2 separate regions of the Mus musculus genome follow, and region 2 is linked to region 1. A link is a loop called in an ENCODE intact Hi-C map of the cell type or tissue named here. Cell type or tissue: left cerebral cortex. All regions are shown on one strand. Region 1 overlaps Agbl4 (ATP/GTP binding protein-like 4). Region 2 has its middle 54 kb from the start of Dmrta2os.

Region 1 (2,500 bases):
TCAAAACTCCCCTGACCCTTATTTGGACCCCATAATGCCATCCTACATACACCATTTGTCCCATCACTTCATAGACTGTCCTGTCTCTATGGCTTGTTAATCTGAACAAATCTCACTTGGTTCTTCTTGCCTCTCTCTAGCTGCAGCTCTTCTCCACCTGATTCGATCATCTCCATTCAACAATTACACCACCAAAGATTTAGAAGGAAAGAGACTATTCTTCTCAGAGCCCATGATTATGTCACTTGCAGACTACAGAACTCTATGGCGGCATGTCACCAAGATTCTACACTTCCCCGTTCTTGACCTAGAGAAAATCCCCTGCTATAAGTTGCCCATGTTAATTCTCCCACATTCCCAGAGATACGGGGAGCCCTGGGATTTTTTTTTCCAATTGCATTCTCTGAGCTGCTAAGAAATGCCCACATCAGACTAATCACCTTCTAAACAAATGGTATAGACAGACAGGGTGGGGGCTGACCTGGCTGCACAAGCTGCTGTTTTCAATTTAGAGGCCATGCATTATTTACACTGCCATTATTCCCCTCGATTTGACTTCACGCTTTAGCCCTAATTTCAGTATAATCAAAACCAATGAATATTTAATCAGAATTGCTTCCAGAAATTGAGTAATGCCATTAACATAATGGCCCCCAACTTCAAAGCTGCTTTCCTTCAAATGCCTCTGACCTACACCTTTCCACATGGCCCTCCAGGTACCCAACTATATTTCAGAATGGAAGGGAACTCAGAACCCAGATCTGTGATAAACTTCCTTCCGGCACCAGAAAAAAATGGCCAGCACATCAGCAGCCCCAACTGTGCTGGCCCTAATGAAAGAGACTCAACCAAGTTCTATAGGTGAACCTCTTTTTAAGGTACCTCCTTTTAGAAAAAGCAGCAAAATGTCTGGGAAACTGAATTATGCTCTGGGTGTAGGTATGCCAGGACTCAGTTGCTCTTCACAGAGCAAGACAAGAAGACATCCAGCTTTGGTCCACTAGCATGAAAGGCAAGGACCTCACCAGGCCTAGGTTGGTCCTGAAACATCAAAACTCCTCTCACTAGTCCAGGACTGATAGAATGACCACGCCTTGTGCTGCCACCTGCTGGTGACTTCCAGCATGATGCTTCCAGAATTCACTCTTTTGAGGGTGTGGGTGGGGACAGAGAAAGAAATCGTGTTTGTTTTAGGACCAAGCCAGGTACCTGGACAGCAATTTTGGAATGTGGGCATTATCATTTCCATTTTACAACAGGGAGAATGAGGCTAGTAAAGTGTGGTAATGTAACTGTCAGAGAAGGCAAGATGCGGTTTAGCTCACATCTCCTAATCCTGGCCCAGAGATTTTTAAATTTTTTTCTAGTGCTCCAAACACCACTATAAATAAGTGAATTTCTAACTAAGGGACTTTAATACTGACCAGACAGATAAAAGGACAGATGGAGGTTTTGTGCAGTTGCCTTGTAAGCCTGAAATTGCTTGCGTGTAACATTCACTCACTCTATTCATTTCTGAGGCTTGATATACTCCTAAGAGGTGAAAAATTACAACAATGACAGATACGACAGAGAACCTGAAGGACTTTAACACGTGTGGAGAAACATCCTGGGGCTGGGTTGATGCAGAAGGCGGCAACCTCAGAGGTGTTGAAAACAATGGATGCATACAACACAAAGCACAAAGGACTTACCTGGTTTACTGCTCCTTAGCCAAAGCCAGAGCCTAATTCTGGTCACATTTGGATCCCTCAGCTCAACCTCATTCCTAACCTTGAATCCAGTTACCAAATGAGCCCCTCTCAGAATGACTGCTGGGATTGGGCTGCATCTCTATGTAGCCTGAGATAGCCTGCACTCTGGTTTCGCTTTCCCTCCCCTGTACTCCAGGCTATCTAGGCTAATTTAGGGGTGTCTTTAGTTGGGCCCTGGGCAGAGAATGGCCACTGGGCTTGAGGCAACTTCAAGGGAAACTCCATGGAACAAAGCTCAAAGAAGCATGAAGCATCAGTAAGATGGCCTGAGCTGACCAGCTAGGCTGTGATAAACGCAGGGAGTGAGTGACCAGGAGGTAAGGCAAGAGAAGCTATTGGGGTACAGTGGTGAGAAGCACAGAGTGCACAGACTGCCCTTAGCCAGCCCCGTGCTTTTGACCCAAAGGCAAAAGAAACCACCCAAAGCTACTTACCATGTTGACTACAGAAACTAGACTGAACCAGACACTGGTCCTGACACACACACACACACACACACACACACACACCAAGTCCTTCCCCTATCCCTGCCCCCATCCCCTGCTGTAGTAGGTTCTTCTACTACTTGTATACCTAGGTTAGATCCAGTGGCACTTCTGTCCTTTAGTTCTGTCTAATCTATAGCATCCCTGTGTGTTGTGAACCACAGATTCACATCTCCTTTCACAAAGAGGAAATGAAGGCTCCCTTAGGAGGGAAGCTTTGCCTAGGAGGAGGGCCTGGAACTGAGCAGGATCCTGGTTTCA
Region 2 (2,500 bases), 1.5 Mb after region 1:
GGAGGGGTAGTGAGAAAATGGTGGGAAGGAGGCTCTGTCAGGGAGGGTTCCAGTGGTCTTCCCATCCATTTTATACTACTTCCCCAAAGCAACTGAGTCTGTGAATATTTGCCAGCTGCTGAATCAGGTAAATCCTGGGGTCTCAATGATTCAACACAATGGAAGTTTATTCCCTGCTATCATTCCTGGATGGACAACCTTTCACATGCCCAGGGACCCAGGACCCTTCCACATTGTGGCTCTGCTCCCTACACCCACCTAACTGTCAGAAAAGTTGGGAAATAGTCTGTGTGTCCTTGGGATGAGGAGACAAGTTTAATGAAAAAGGAAAGTCTTTGTCACTGCAGATCACCTATTGGCACTTAGAATCATACAGAACCAAAGACTCATTGAATGTAAACAGTATGAATTCAGAGAATGTTTAAACGTGGACTCAGAAAACTCTCGTCTCATGAACCCAGAATTGTAAAACAACCCTTCCCAAGACTCTGGAGAGTGTCAGTGGAGATGTCTATCCCCTTCGTAAGGTTTTAATGTCCTTGAGGGAAAGCAGGTGTCTTCTGCACCGCATATGTCCATAGCACGCCAGTTCCTGTTCACTGTAGTGGTTCCAGAGGGGGTTAGAGAAAGGTAAATGGGGCCCACTGAGCACCAGGCACCCCTCGAAGCACCCCGAATATTTAATTCTCCTACTTTTCACAACAGCCCCCATCAAATAGGACTTTGATTATCTCTACAGTTGACAGATGGGGGCAGGAGGACTGAAGGCAAGAGACCAAGGAAGCACACCAAGGTTGAGACATTTAGAAACATCCCAGAGACATCTGCAGACAGGTAGATGTTCAAATCAGGCAAGCAACTTCCTCATTTCCCTTCACCCTCTCCTCCAGTTGCAAAAGAGAACGACAGTAGTCATCTGGGCCTGGCTTGAGGTATGAATATTCTTGCAGGTGGAGGACAACACACTTTGTCACTTGCTCCCCAAACTTCTTGTATGCTGTCCCCATCGCAGTGGGAAAACTGGCAAGGCCATGTTCATTTCCGGGGGTGGGGAGGAGATTGAAGTCAGTCTGAAGCAGGGGCTATGCAAGAGCTTATCTACCCACTCACTAAAGAGACCTCACTGGCTCCATCTAATTAACAATAAACCAGATGCCCCAACACAATCCCCTTCTACATCTGTAGCAGGCTGACAGCCTAAAAATGCCAGCCTCCTCCTTGTGTGTCAGCTAAATGTCATTGGCGACATTTGATGCAATTCAGAGATGAAAGTAAATCCAATATTATCGCTGACTAAATAACCACAGGCCTAATCAGGGGGCCCCAAGCCCCAGAGCACAATGGGGGGAGAAGGCAGCCCAGCCTACAGGAAGGTAGGAGAATAGACTGCTTCCAAAATAACCAACCACCAGCTGCCCACGGACAGCAAACCAACTTGATGCCCTACTTCTGCTGGGAAGGATTGGGAGTGACAATCCCCAAGGCCAGCTGTTGAAGGACAGAGAGTTGTCCCTTCTCTCTGGAACTCAGTTCTTCGCCTGTTACAAGAACACAGGCAAAGCAGTACCTGCAGAGAAGAACTCATGCCATCATGAAGGGCAGCAATTCAGTCACCTAGTCAGCCCTTATTTACATGAGAGACCCAGGTCTGGGTGCTGGGGTGTAGCATCTCACGCAAAGACTCTAAGCACCATGGACATAGACACCAGTTCTCCCCTGTACAAACTGTATCTCAGCCCAGCCCACTAGGAGCTCAGATATCTGTGCAGTGAATGAACACAGGAGTGAATGAAGAAGTCTACTTGCTGCCCCCCCCCCCAGGCCTAGCAGCTCCTCAGGAGGCTGTGTGGTCCTCAAGAACTGAGATCAGGTATTCCTTGTCTCCTGGTGTCCAGTGCCCAGCAGAGCAATGACAACCACGATACAAACTGTGTTAGTTCCCACCGTGTGTGATGCAGATGAGCAGGGTGGACAGGCGGCTTCCCAGTGGTTCCAAATCCTAAAAATATAAAAGAGCATGAACCCTCCATATACACTACGAGACTGAAATCAGCATCTCCGATGAGAGGCAGCTGGCCACAAGAAGTTCCAGGTGTTATCCTGAGGAAGACGCGGTGCTTACACAGGGTTCTAGACAACAACGCGAATCACGGGAAACATCAGACAGCCCAAAGTGAGCAACGAATCCTCTGAAAAGGGGCCTGGAGGAGGAAGAGGTGCAGGGAGTGGCACACTGTGTCTTCAAAAGTGTCACCGTCATAGAAGACTGAGGAGCACTGAGGGCCTGCTTCAAGCCACCAGGAGCTAAGGAAACATGACAACGAAATACAACAGGGCTCCGGGGCTTCATGAAAGCTTCAGGAGTGGTTTCTCCTGCTTTTAACCAATCATTCCAGATTGAGTGTCTTAAACAACAGAAGTGTATTTATGATAGGGACCCCTTTAGAAGGGCATCGTTCAGTCTATAACAGTCAATAATTGAGAAAACTTTTGAATCAAT

What was found. Hi-C counts contacts between places; a loop is a spot of excess contacts. Peaks named below come from ENCODE experiments on the same cell type or tissue, not always from the same donor. Only the 100,000 strongest peaks of a DNase experiment are listed, where the experiment ranks them.
Region 2: a loop joins it to region 1, with 3.0 times the contacts of the local background. A loop is called at or near these places in 3 of 42 quality-filtered maps.

What each region holds. Positions count from the first base shown.
Region 1 is chr4:111,494,737-111,497,236 of GRCm38, reverse strand. The region is part of intron 6 of Agbl4 (ATP/GTP binding protein-like 4); the gene reads right to left. Among named protein-coding and RNA genes, the nearest start is that of Bend5, 81 kb to the right of the region's middle. In left cerebral cortex, a CTCF peak has its summit at 1,112 (motif pointing left); a DNase peak (open chromatin) is centred at 1,107.
Region 2 is chr4:110,031,876-110,034,375 of GRCm38, reverse strand. No RefSeq gene overlaps it. Among named protein-coding and RNA genes, the nearest start is that of Dmrta2os, 54 kb to the right of the region's middle. In left cerebral cortex, no CTCF peak of the experiment used is centred here; a DNase peak (open chromatin) is centred at 1,434.